Linked DNA regions of Mus musculus: region 1 is linked to region 2. A link is a contact called in ENCODE Hi-C or POLR2A ChIA-PET data. All regions are on one chromosome and are shown on one strand. The core of a region is the stretch at or near the end of the contact, and the rest is flanking DNA. Distances in the headings are between cores, read along the strand shown.

The links. Hi-C counts contacts between places; a loop is a spot of excess contacts on that map. ChIA-PET counts read pairs that join two places held with the same protein, here RNA polymerase II (POLR2A).
Region 1: a map of heart shows a loop between it and region 2 (2.6-fold over the local background). The contact joins the promoter of Wdr91 here to the promoter of Bpgm in region 2. A Hi-C loop is called at or near these places in 1 of 37 maps with a recorded cell type or tissue (heart). POLR2A ChIA-PET finds 5 or more read pairs at or near these places in 2 of 5 experiments (Patski and embryonic stem cell).

Annotation. Positions count from the first base shown.
Region 1 is chr6:34,905,758-34,912,684 of GRCm38, reverse strand. It overlaps Wdr91 (WD repeat domain 91), which reads left to right and starts at 1,854. Exons shown (of 15, transcript NM_001013366.1): 1 at 1,854-1,988; 2 at 3,145-3,324; 3 at 4,364-4,571; 4 at 5,962-6,044. The coding sequence starts at 1,866.
Region 2 is chr6:34,472,290-34,479,752 of GRCm38, reverse strand. It overlaps Bpgm (2,3-bisphosphoglycerate mutase), which reads right to left and starts at 3,397. Exons shown (of 3, transcript NM_007563.5): 1 at 3,331-3,397.

The sequences.
Region 1 (6,927 bases), core at 605-3,104, 430 kb before region 2:
TATATGTATGTATTATATATAAATAATATATTATATAAAATGTATTTATATTATATATAAATATAATAAAAATCAATGTACTATACATTCTATATAAATAATTTTATATATTTATATGTTTATATATATAATACAATCTTGAGGCTGGAGAGATGGCACAGTAGTTAAGACTGCTTGCTCCATAATCATGAAGATCAGAGTTTGGGCCCTAGCACCCATGTATAAAGCTGGATGTCCCTATAAACAAGCATAACCTCAGCTCTGAGGCGGGCAGACATAAGGGACTGTGGAGGCTTGCTGGCCTCCAGCCTAGCCGTGAAAATGAGAGCCCCAGTTCCAGGGAGAGACCCTGTTTCTAAAGGAAAAAGTGGAGAAAGACACCCAGTACTCTCTTTGGGCCCCCACAAGGGCATAGATACCCACACCCATGTGTGTATGTGTGTGTGTGTGTGTGTATGTATGTGTGTGTGTATACACATAAATAATTTGATCTTTTTGATGCCTTTTTTTTTTTTTTTTTGGTGTTTTTGAGACAGGGTTTCTCTGTGTAGTCCTGGCTGTCCTGGAACTCACTTTGTAGACCAGGCTGGCCTCGAACTCAGAAATCCGCCTGCCTCTGCCTCCCGAGTGTTGGGATTAAAGGCGTGCACCACCATGCCCGGCTTTTTTTTTTTTTTTTTAATTAAGAATGGCTGGCCTTGAACTCACAGAGACCTGCCTAGCTCTGTCTCCAGAGTATACACCACCACGCCTGGTCTTCATGCACTATCTTATCAAATCGTCATTATGACTGTGCCTGGTGGACATTATCAGTGCTCTCTCAAAGATGAAGAAATAAGGCAAAATGTGTATGTATGCCTTGTAAAAACTTCAAATAATTTTCTAAACAAGAAAAAGAAAGAAGGCAAAAGGAACTGGAAGTCCTTCAGAGAATAAAATATAGGTTGTTTTACAATTTTCCTGAGTTTAAAAACTGTTCACAAAACCACAATTAATTGAAAAAACTAACAAGAAACTGGGACCATAGGTCACACCCTTCTGAAACTTGCCTTTTTTAAAATTTCTCTAAGTGGTACATCTTGGTTGGTATAGTTTACCCTTCTTACTCAGGAACTCAGGGCTAGACAGGACTGGTGGTGGGGATTTTTTTTTTATTGCAAGTTCAAGATCTGTGTGGTCAATTTAGTGAGACTGTGACAAAACCCAAAAGCAGCTCAGCGGTAGGGTGCTTGCCTAGCGTGTGTGAGGCCCTGGCCAAAAAAGAAGGAAAAGAAAAGAAAAGAAAAGAAAAGAAAAGAAAAGAAAAGAAAAGAAAGGAAAGGAAAGGAAAGGAAAGGAAAGGAAAGGAAAAGAAAAGAAAAGAAAAGAAAAGAAAAGAAAAGAAAAGAAAAGAAAAGAGGTCCAAGCTGGACTTTTATGAGTTGACTTCACACTGGCCACTTTACCTGTTGGGGCTCGAGTTTTCTCCTTTTGTAAGAGGAGGATAGAGGACAAAAGATTCTGCAGTGTCATGCCAATAAGCTGGGAACATCACTCCCTCCCCGCCCTGTGAATATGTGGAAGGTTCGCAAGGTCCAGCTTTACTTTACTTGGATCGAGGCATCAGTGTTAGCAACTCAGGACACACTCTGTATCACCAGAAAACTTCAGCAAGCCGAGACGCCCGGGAGCTGGCTGAGAGTAGGGAGGGGCGGGGCTACAGGGGGAGATGGGCGGGGCGCCTGCGGGGCGGGGCGGAGCGCAAGGTTGGTAGGTTGGGCGTGGCGTGACGTACGAGGCGCCCGAGATAGGCTCCGCCCCGTCGCTCCAAGCCCCGCCCCTCCGCCCTGAGCGGCTCGGGTCTTTTGCAGCGCGCGCGCGCAGCGATGGCGGAGGCGGTGGAGCGCACAGACGAGCTGGTCCGGGAGTACCTGCTCTTCCGTGGCTTCACGCACACACTGCGGCAGCTGGATGCGGAGATCAAGGCGGACAAAGAGAAGGGGTTCCGGGTGAGGGGTCGGCAGGGGCGGCGGAGGCGGCTCGGGGGGCGGGCCTCCTGCTCCAACCCTGCCCTCCGGGGCGAGGGCGGCGCTGTCACTGCATGGTAGGGGACTGAAGGCGTCTCCGGTCTGGCCCTCGCTTGACATAGGAGGAACTGAGGGCCGGAGATGGTCGTGACATGCCCGAAGTTGCTCAGTGAGTGAGTCAGGAGCATCGGGACTCAGGTCCCTGGTTCCCGGTACAGGGCTTCACTCCATGCCAGCCTCTCAGCAGGTGCTAGCCAATGGCTGGCCGGCGTGGTTACAACACTTTAAGAGCCATGGTTGAGCGCAAGTCTGAATTTTGATGGAAGAAGCGGGAGCAAAGGGGGCTGCGCCCAGAAGACTGGGTTCAGGTCTGGGAGGTAGATTGTAAGAATGGCATCAGGGAATCATTGGAAGATTCCCTTCTGCTTTGAAGCACAAAGTTCTCTGATACTAGTTTCCACTGAGAGGCGCTTGGGATTTCTTTGCTTATGATTTGTATGTTTGCACGTACAGAGTTAAATTGGTCTTGGGCAGATGGATTGAGGGAGGTGGTGAGCTAGTTGTTGGCGCATCAGAAGGAAGTTAGGATATTGGTTTCTACCTTTCGAGTTTATTGGTTGCTTGGTGGCAAAGCAAAGCATTTCCCTACTCCAGACAGCAGTGGTATTCAAAACACTGTCATGGTGTGATTGTCTTTGACTGAAGGCAGCAGCCACTGAGGCTCAGGTGGGACTCTGATGACCCGCAGGGAGCCAGTAATCACTGTGTCTCTTGGAATTCAGAAACTGTGGAGCTGGGACGAGGACCCTGGCAATTGTCTCTGGCTCATTGGCTCTTACTTATTTTTACAGTGTGAGGCAATCAAGACTGCTGTTGAAGTGACATTGCCAAGTTGGTCAAGGAGACTCAACACCTGGAGCCAAAGCTCTTGCTTTCTGGAATTTCCGAGCTTGCCAGAGCACCAAGTCCTGTATCTAGCATGAGAAAATAACTTGAAAGCTAGTATGCTAACATATCTTGGGGATTTTATAGATTGCCAACTGGACTATATGTTTTTACATCTGGGAGCCATAGGAAGAAGATGAAACTATACGATGTATAGTGAGGTGAGAATTTCCTTCTGTCTGTCTCCCCTCAGGTGGACAAGATTGTGGACCAGCTGCAACAGTTGATGCAGGTTTACGACTTGGCTGCCCTTCGGGATTATTGGAGCTACCTGGAACGCAGGCTCTTCAGCCGCTTGGAGGATATCTATCGACCTACCATCAACAAACTGAAAACCAGCCTGTTCCGCTTTTATCTTGTCTACACAATCCAGGTACTTCTTGCTTTTGACTGTTTCCCCATCCCCAGTGTCTTATGATCTGTAGAGATCATCTGATTGGTTTTCCCCAGTTCTATGTCCTTTTGGTTTTAAGCATGTAAACTTGTGTGGCATTTTAAGGACTATAAACGTTATATATATTTTATATATAAACTATATACAAAGCTGGAGCTGGCAGTGGTGGTGCACTTCTCCCTTCTTTCCCAGCACTCAGGAGGCAGGGGTAGGTGAATCTCTGAGTTTGAGGCCAGTCTCTGCTGCAGAGTGAATTCTAGGATAGCCAGGGCTGCACAGAGAAACCCTGTCTCTAAAAGCAAAACAAAATGTAGCTGATTTGGGGCACTAATTTAGATTATTTGAGCATCACCTAGGGATTGTTTTCAGTATGGCACTTGTCAAGAGAACCTCAGTTGACTTTTGATTTTGAAATTGGTTGAGTCTCATGTGTCCTGGGCTGGCCTCTAACTTGATATGTGTTGAGGATGACCTTGAACTTCTGATCTTCCTGCTTCAGTATTTCAAGTGCTAGGTAGACAGGTGTGCCGCGTGCCTGGTTTTAGCTGGTGCTGGGGATTGAACCTAGGACTCTGTGCATTCCAGATGAATGATCTACAACTGAGCTATCCCCCAGCCCCAGAACTGCAGTATAAATCAGCTTTGAAATGAGAAAAGGCCGGGCAGGGGTGGCACATGCCTTTAATCCCAGCACTTGGGAGGCAGAGACAGGCAGATTTCTGAGTTCGAGGCCAGCCTGGTCTACAGAGTGAGTTCCAGGACAGTCAGGGCCACACAGAGAAATCCTGTCTTGAAAAAAAAAAACCAAAAAACAAACAAAAAAAACCAAAAAACAAAAAAAAAAGAAAGAAAGGAAGGAAGGAGAAAAAGGTGATGATTTTCTTTATATATAGATACTGTTTTACTGGCCTGACAGGAGGTATGCGAAGGCTGCTGCTCTGCAACAGTGAAGAACCTGACTACCTGACTCGGGGGCTTGTCTTTCTCCTCCCTTGCAACTTTCTTTGTATCTTGGCAGACAAACCGAAATGACAAGGCACAGGAGTTCTTTGCAAAGCAGGCCACGGAGCTCCAGAACCAGGCTGAGTGGAAGGATTGGTTTGTCCTGCCCTTCTTGCCGTCCCCAGACACCAACCCCACCTTTGCTACCTACTTTTCTCGACAATGGGCCGACACATTCATTATTTCTCTGCACAACTTCCTGAGCGTCCTCTTTCAGTGCATGCATATCCTTTCTGCTGCGTGTGGCAGTGTCCGTAGTCTGAGGGACCCAGGCACGGAGGTCAGGGGTCACTGCTCATGGGACACCCGTTTCTTTCACAAAATACCCAAAGATCCCTCTCAGGTGTCATGTGAGCGGCTTGACAAATTGCGGGTTATTTTTGTCACGAGTCCAGGGAGTCATAGTTCTTAGTTCTGCATCTGACAGTAATAGCTGATATGCGTGGACAGGGAAGTTGGCAGCTTCTGGGTGCTGGTACCGGCTCAGCCAGGCAGCTCAAGGGTTAGGAGCAGCCGGGCATGGTGCATGTTTCTGGGTGTGGAGGGGTGCTGTTGCTTGCTTTTGCTCGGGTTTGGCGGCAGATGAAAACAGTTTGGGGGCTGGCGCTTGTGTTTGGATTACCTTCTGGGACGGTGACATCAGTGTGGCTCCACTTGCCAGAGTATAGAGTAGCTTTAGGAATATATTTTCAGGTGTTTGAGAGAGAGTGGGAGGGAGAGAAAACATCACTGTAATTCACTGCCTACAACTATGTTGTTGAAGGCCCAGGATCTGATGTGAGAATATGGCTGCCTGGTGAGGGACTGATAAATTTGGGTGTGGTGGAGGCCCAGCCACTGCAGCTGTGTTGACCTCTGGGAGGGACATCTTCTGATGGAGGTTCCTGCCTTTGCTCCCCCCCCTCCTTCCTGTTGTGGATAAGTGTGAATCAGCCTTTCTCTTCTCCTCCTTCCTCTTCTTCCTGAGGACTTTCCAAAGAACTTAGCGTGACCACGTTAGTCCTCCAGGGAAGCTGGAACCTGTTGTTCATTATCTTTTCAGTGCAAAACAGGTCATGACCCTGCAAACTAGGTCATGCACATTGGAGCTGCAGTTTGCCTCCTACCCACTCTGTGCTTCCAACAGAACTCTGGGCAGCAGCTGGGGAGGACCAGTACCCTAAGCTGGAGTATAGATGGTCATGGGGTGGTGTGTGGCTGTGCAGTCTGTAGAGTGGTTTAACCATTTACATGTTTGCCATGGAGAGAGACAGCCTGGAGAAAGGAAAGGCCTCGTGGTGGATTCTGCTTCCAGTTTTGCTTCCAGCTGGATGTTGGCATGAACCTCACTAAGGCTTAGATTGTGACGTCTACTGAACACGGGCTCTTTACTGCTGGTGCTGGGGAAAATGCTTGAGTTTGGGATTTATGGCTTATGCAAGACTTGGCCAGGCAGATTGTCATGTGTCTCTTGAGTCCAGAAGAGTCAGGTGGTCTAGAGTAGCAGGCCCAGGGACTGGGAAGAGACTCTTCCCACAGTGCCAATTCTGTCCTCTGTTCCCTGGGTTTGAATGTTTGGCTGGGAAGGACTTTGAAATCTTGCCAGGCAGAGACTTATTCTTTAACTTTGTGCACCGGTTCCTGTGATCCTGAACTTTGATGCGGAATGCCAGAGGACCAACCAGGTCCAAGAAGAAAATGAAGTTCTGCGCCAGAAGGTTTGTTCCCTTGGCTTGCTCTTTGGGAATCACTTCTGCTTTGGGGTAGCAGTGGGAGCTGGTTAAATATAGAAAAGGTGAACTGGTCTCAGATGAAAGAGAACCACCAGGCTTGGGGATCTGGGGCTGCACCAGCTCTGGTAAGATTAATGTTTGAAATCAGGTGTGCTTCATGAGCAACGAGGCAGCAAGAACAAGCCTGTAAGAAGAAAAAGACTGTGTTTTTGCAACCCTCGGCTCTTTTCATCTATTTTTCTTTTACATTATATGTGTGGTATGTGGGTGTAGGCACCCATACAGGCCAGAAGAGGGTGTCAGATTCCTTGGTGGAGTTAAAACCCATCATCCACCTGATGTGGGTCCTTTGCAAGAGCAGCACTCACTCTTAACTGCTGAGCCATCTCTCCAGCTCCAGCTGCAGCTGTTAGTTCTTCCCAGTGTCTTTCCCATGTAGCCACACATACACTGTTTATAAGCCAAGTAGAATTGTTCTGAATCAGCAACACACTTGATAAAAGAGGAGCTCCAAGGCACCTGTGCCTGCTTTTACATTTTGCCCCATGAGTCTCCCTGTCTTGGAGTGAAGATCTGTTGTCAGTGATATTGCAGGAAACAAGAGTTAGCTTATAAGCTATTATTGGGGGAGGGGGGTGAAATTCTTGGATGCCACATCATCATCTTCAGGCAAGGGCTAAAGATGCTGCCATACCATAATTATTAAACACATTTTTCTCTGCAAGTTTCAAAGGCTCATTTTGTGGATTTCACTCCAGTGAATTCAGAAAGAAACAGTTGAAGTGGTCAAAGGAAGTAAATCAAACGATTAAGAAGAAAATAAACCCACAGTGATTTTGGGTGTCCAAAAGTGTTTTGCCTTTTTAAC
Region 2 (7,463 bases), core at 2,148-4,647:
CATTTGCATGTTATTTCCTCCATCTGTTTACAAATTAACAGCGATGGGACTTTGCTTCCTCCCTCCCTCGGCGTTTGAAAAGTTAAGTTCGCCTAAGACTCTTGTATCAGAACTCGGGGAAGAGACAGTTAAGTCACAGGGTAAAGAGAAGCCCAAACTTCTACTTCTCCCATTTTCAAACTAACCATAATATGTCAAGTAATATCAAATAAGGGACTTGGGGCCAGAATCTCTCAAATCTAGAACTTACTCTTAAGGATTAAACATTTAAAACCCATCTCAGAGTACTCTGAGATTTTCCTTGGTACAGATCCTCACTGTACAGTTCTCAGCAACCATTACTCCCCACTGTACGAGGCAGCTAGCCTTACGGAAGATGAGCTGGCTGTATTTGAGGACAAGGAGAAAGACTACTGATGCCTCTCATCAATTACAAAGGAAAGAGGCAAATGAAACCCAGCATTTAATTCCTTAGGGTTTCAAGTGTCTTAACAAGACACACCTTCCCCAGACTCAGGCTGTTTAAACATAAACTGAGTCCTGGCAGCACTTGAGATCCCACTATTACTTCCCTAAAAGTTGATGTGGTGATGTGGTAACTTTCCCACTTGTGTGTGAAGTGCTAAGAACACCCCTGCAGCAGACTCTGCCACTCACAGGCATCTCTCACAAAAACCTTACATCACACACACACACACACACACACACACACACACACACACAGGGTTACAAAAGCAGCAAATTACAGCAGGTAGAGCCCTCTTTACATGAAAGAGTTACACGTGTGTAGTCGTGAGATTTGACTTTGCCTGAGCCGAGGTACTTGCTACACCCTGCTAGCAATCAGCAGTGTGGGCACCGCCCACTCAAGAGTCTTCTTTTCTCTCCCCAGTTACTGCTCTAGGGTGGCAGGCTTGTCAATACAAACTGTGTCCATCAAATCCCAAAAGCTCACAAAAGCCTGCGCTGGAGCACTGTTTAGCAGCTGACTCACGGTTGGAGAATGAATACATTCAATTCTTTGAACACTAAGTTATAACAAAAGCATTACTCCCTTAGGAAATATAAAATTAATTGTGGTGAGGTACTCTAGCAAACAGAGGTAGAAAGGACTGGGATTTAGCTCACTCATGCAGATTGGTACAGACCACAGGCCTGTCAAAGTGATTCTACTGGGCTAATGGTATGGCTAGACATGAAATCGAGGAATAAAGTAACGTGAAGGGAAAGGTTAAACAGGAGACTTGAGCAGGAGAGAGCAAGCAGCAATCGAATGTGCGAGAAGGGGAAGGCGGAATGAATTATGCAGTCCTAGAAGCACACCAAATACTATTAGAGTGTGCAGTCCAAACACGTTAGTAAAGTCGATGTTACATTCACATTCTATAAAGTAGTTTATTGCCATGTCTTTCTAAATGGAAGGGTTTTGCTATTGATATCTTTGGATCCAGGCTCTGGCTATGTGGCCCAGGCTGGCCACGGTCTTGCAGCAATCCTCCAGCCTCAACCTCCTAAATCCTGGGATTACAGGAGCAAGGCACCATGCCCAGATGTCAATCCCTTCGCTCTCTTTCTCCAAACACCGCCTCACGCTTGGCTTCAATTCCAAGAACATCCGAGAAGCCACCAGTGCAAGCATGTTGCCCTCTGTTCTCTAGGCATGCAGAGTTAGATGCATGGATTATGAAGTTAGATGTACCAACCACTTCATAAAGTGAAACAACCCTATTAATCTCACAAACCATAAAAGGTGAAGAGGAAGAGAAACTTAACACAAAATAGCCAAACACTTAACAGTTGCCTCTGAGTAATGAGATTAAAGATGACAATTTTGGGGGGCTATACTAGATTTCTATACTCTCCTTTAAAAAAATATTTTTTTTACAATGATCTGGTTAGTTTGGTTCAGTTTAAATATGGGCACAAAAGAATATGTCCTTGAAGCCGGACACTTTTATTTGCTATAGACTTCATACAGAGGTCAATACAGTGAGAGTTTCCTTGTAGACATGATAGTGAAAAATTGTCTAATTATCTTTAATTTTACATAGCCTTTAATAAAGGCATGGGCCTTAGAAATGTAACTTCTGCCTTTTTAAACGATGTGGAAACTGGGCTGGAGAGATGGCTCAGTGGTCAGGAGCACTGGCTGCTCTTCCAGAGGAACTGGGTTCCCTTCCTAGCACCTGCAGGGGGGCTCATAGACATTTGCTCCAGTTCCGGGGGGGGGGGGGTGGTCCATGGACACTAGGCGTACACAGAGTACACATACATACATTCAGGCAAAAAAATCATACACATAAAACAGTCTTGAAAAAAATGTGAAAATTGGGCTGGAGAGATGGCTCAGAGGTTAGGAACACTGCCGGTTCTTCCAGAGGTCCTGAGTTAAATTCCCAGCAACCACATGGTGGCTCACAACCATCTGTAAAGTGATCAGATGTCCTCTTCTGGTGTGTCTGAATACAGCTACAATGTACTTATATACATAAAATAAACAATTCTTTTAAAAAAATGTGAAAATTCAGTTTTACAGACAAACTAACACGACTTTTATTATAGAAACGTTTGTACCTGCTGCTGAAATGTAACCATTTACTTTTTATTTCCTCCCGAAGGCGTCGGAATTCTGTTAGTTAATATTCTAGAACCATTTCCCCCATTCACGGGCTATAAACCCTTCCTAATTTGGGGGGGGGGGCTCCATCCTGCAAAGTCTAATAATAAACTTCATTACAATTTTGCATTTCTTTTGACTTACTGTAGTGAAATACTTGCTCCTACCCCTTAGCACAAAAAGAAATGACACTTTTTGGCCATGATAGTGGTGGTCGGGCGTGCACGCGTGTGTGCTGGGGAGGGGGTAGTGTTCCCCTGAACCCGGAATATGGTTCCTGAGACTCCTGAATATGCAACAACCTCTTTGCCTTCCATGATATTTCCCCCCTTAACTTACACTTTTAGGATCAAGGTCTGCCTTCGCCCTACACCTGCTTCCTTCCAGTGAATCCACTGGCTAAGACAAGTAGCCACACCTGAGCTATCCAGGAGGTAGAGTTTAACTTTGCTAAGCCACCATCACTACAGCTCTGGGTTCACACACCATCACTCCAGCCGACAGAACTCACTGTTCCTGAGAGATGCTCGCTGAGAAAGGGCCAGCTGAGAGCTGGGGTACTCGGGAGGGTCTCGCTTGAAGCGGGCATCAGGTTCCCACCAGATACTAAAGCCGGGCAAGGTAGCAACCGGCCTTCTCACGATAGAACAGCAAGCCACTCATGAAAGAAAAGAAATCCTCACAACTGTAACAATTACAACGAAGCCACTCACCTGCAAGGAAACTACCAGTAGCAGCCGGTCCTCGGTAACGCCGTGCTGCAGACGCCAGTGAGGATTCATCGCTACAGCCGGCATCAACGCTCTTTTGTAGCCTAGAAGCCAAAATGGTCAGAACCGATAGCGCTGGGTATTGGAAGACAGAGTTGTCACTCATTCACGGCCCCGCCCTCTGGCCAGCGACCAGCCGGAGGTTCTTTCCGGTTTCTCAAGTCCCTGGGGTAAGAAGGGAAGCTATGATTGGTTTAATGAGGAAACAGACGCACGGATAGACCAATAAGATGGTAGTTTCGGACATAGGCAGGCGGGCTTTAGTCGTAGAGACCCAAACCCCTGAGCATCGCCGGGGCAATGTTTGTGGGCTGCTAGCTTTGCCGTCCAGAGACCTGTTTGAAGTTCTCGAAATTGAAACACACCTGCTGTGAAAAGCGGGTCAGCAGATGAAGGGATACTTCTTCTAGTTAACGGAAAATTTCAGGTCCTACCTAGGCTGAACCCGGTAGATCCTCACGAAAGCTTGTTTGGCACGCCTGTGCGTCGAAAACAGAGATTAAAATGAAAACCTTTAAAGTGTCCTATTTACAGATAGTCGCTCATTCTTACTTTCTCCTAACATTATGAAGAGAAGAGAAGCGAATAATAGGATATCCTAAAAGTACAAGAAGGGCGAAGAGGTTAGAAAAGTAGAAAATGGTACACTACAGTTTCTGAAATTAAACCTATGAAAATGCCAGCTTGTCACTCGGGTCTGGTACCAGAGCTGGAAGCTACTAAGCAGGCTTGAACTACCACACAAGGTCTGAAACGTGTGTCAAAACGTGAATGAGAAAGATAAGAAATGTTATGTGTGCCTGAGCAGACGGGAAAATTCCCCTTCTTGGTTTCTGAAAGCTGTTCCACTTAGTGTCTTCTGAACTCACCTAGTTAATTCTATAAACAAGTCCAATAAGTTTGTGACCAGCTAATGGGTGCTCAGATCAGTTATTTAGGATGAAAATCTTGACACACCATGAACTGGTGTCATGATGGCCTGCTTGTAGCAAGCTGTATGTCCCATTTATGCATTTTAGCTCATGATAGTTGCAGCTACCCCTTTCTGAGAGAGCGTCTCTCAAGGACAGTGAGTTCTGTCGGCTGGAGTGATGGTGTGTGAACCCAGTGCTGTAGTGATGGTGGCTTAGCAAAGTTAAACTCTACCTCCTGGATGGCTCAGGTGTGGCTACTTGTCTTAGCCAGTGGATTCTCAGGTCAGAACAGCTGGAGAAGGAATCTGCCCAATCGTACACACCTGCCAACCTGTTCTTCCTCTTCTTCATGAGGGCAGATGGACCAGAAAACATTTCCGCTGCCCTGTAGTATCAAAGCTTTCTCCTCAGGAAGGGTAACGGCAGCCATGCAAAACCAATCCTAACAGCCATACAGCATTTGACATTTGAGGGTACTCTGAACCTTAGGATGCCTGCTCATTTGATTTACTTTGACCTTGTTAGGAATACTCAATAACACTAGCTTGGCATATAAAACTTTACAATACTTGTCTTTTAGAACTATTCACCAGGGTCACTAGTGTGTACATTGTTATTTTAAAAAAAAACAAAACATCTTTACCTATGATGCTCTTAGGTGGGATGTGAAAGCGAGTGTTGGGAGCAAGCCTGGTCTTTACGACACAGGTATTCACAGAAGTTAGCAATGGCAGGAGTCACTGTTGCATGGCAAGATTGTTCTTATGTTTATCTAGATCGCAATATCATATCCTGGACCCCATGTTCCGATCTGTCTGTGAGCTGTTTGCCTTGAGAACGTTGAAAGAGTGAACCTGTGCTCACAAAGATTATCATAAATCCATTTGAGGCAAAGATGACCTTCAAAAACATTAGACTACGCCTTACTTCACTGGGCCTTAGAAAGAACCCTACCTGGTTCCTTGCACAAACAATAGGGGATTGAAACAAAAACCCAAGGCTGCTAATTTATAGTTCTGGGGAAAGCCTTTTTTCTTACAACTGCCTCCACCTCCCACAAGCAATGTATTCCAGCTATGAGGAATTTAATTCTAAGGCTGAAGAGATGACCCAACAGTTATGATACTATGGTACCCCTAACAGAGCATCTGAGTTCAGTTTCTAGCACCCACATTTGATGTCTCACAATGTCTATAGCTCCAGCTCCAGGAGGTCAAGCGCCCTCTCCTGGACTCCATGAACACCTGCACTTGTATGTACACATCTATACACATAACTAAAAAACAATAAGAAAGCCAGACGCGGTGATCCATGCCTTTAATCCCAGCACTCAGGAGGCAGAGGAAGGAAGATTTCTGTGAGTTCAAGGCCAGCCTGGTCTTCATAAGGATTTCCAGGAATGCTAGGACTATACAGTGACACCTGTCTCAAAAAGAAAAGAAAAAAGGAAAGATAACAAGAATGAATATTTAAATTTTTTAAATGAGGAATTCCATTCTGATACAATATAGATATTATGAAAACAAGTTTCTTTGGGCTCATTACTTCAAATTTTGATGTAATCCCACTTTCAGTCAAATAAATGAAACAATAATAAATTATTTTAACCTTATTGTCTTTGTCTTTATTGTCTGCATATATTGAAAAGTCAGTATCCGCCCATGTTGTTCCTTGAGAATTGTTCCATTAATAACCTGAATAAAGTACATCTAATGGTAGCATACTTAACTGGTGAAAATAATTTCACATCGATGTGTACAGAGGCCATGGCCTTTTCCAAACAGGGCTGAATTGGTCCACAAAGCATAAAAACATTACTACTGACTTAGATGGTTCTACCTTTATCTAGTTTAGCAGAACCATTGTCTTTCTCCAGTAAATTACAGAGTTAGTCCATATCCCATGTACAGGACTGTCTGTTTATCTTAGTATCAGGGCACATCATCATGAGCTGGCTGTTTGCTGCTGGTAGTCTCCCCCAACTCCTTTCTTTTTCAAAGTCAAGTTAACCTAGTGCAATAAGCCCATGTCTGTCCTTCACCATTGACCTGAGTGCAGATTCCTCTTTCCTGAAACTAAAAAGTGTGTTCATTTCTATATACAGTTGGTACCCAAGCCTTGTCTGCCATCACATGCTGCCTCCAGTTTCTTAGCAGCCTCCTGGGAAGTCCCCCTGAACTTCCTTTAACTCTTCCAGGGAACCAGGCTGGTACTAGTAGGAAACCTTTGTGAATATGGCACAAGTTATCCTCCTTGCCTTCCACCAGCTTAGAGGAGTGACTTCCCATTTTTCCACATATCGACCTTCCTTTCTCCTGTGGTTACCCATTGCCCATGTATTTGCATCTAAGTGGTATATGTGTGCTCAGAATGTTAGCTCCAAAGAAAACTGAAAAAAGGAAATAATTCTGTTTATTTCAATTTGGGTTTTTTTTTTTGAGTCAATATTTGCTGTATAACCCAAGCTGACCTTGAACTCAAAATCCTTCTGTTTTAACCCACAAAGTTACGGGATTACTGGCAAGCATTACACCCAGCTTTTGTATTTATTTTTTAATATTTACCTTTTCCCATTTACTTAATTGTATATGTATAATGAGCAGGTAATAATTTGATATATGTGTATATATATGTATATATATAGTGTATCATGATAGAATGGTAATTAACGTTTCTGCCCTTCTAAACATCATTTCTTTGTGCTAGGGCCTTTTGGACTCCTTCAGTCTGCTCCATTATTAAATGTATAATATGTACAGTCATCTTACCATGCTGTAGAGCACGAGAACTAATCCTGTCTTAACTATTTTGGTAGCAGTTTCTTAAACCTTCCACCCCATACGTCTCCTCACAAGCCTTTTGGTGACCAGTTTCTCTCGTACTTCTAGGACAGTCACTTTAGCTCACATGTATGAATGGAAACGTGTGTGTGTGTGTGTGTGTGTGTGTGTTTCTCATCGTGGTGGTGGCTTGCTTTGTATACGTCCTGACCTCCAGTTCTGCCCCTTCAGCTCCCTCCTTTTGCAGCTGAGAAAAAAAGAAGAGTGAGTGGGCGAAGGGACCACTTGCATAGAAAAGCTTAGAGCTTAGAATAAGAGAGTCCTGTCTCCGGATGAGTGGCAAATGCAGGTGTGTTACCCGGAACGGGTAGTGATCACTAGA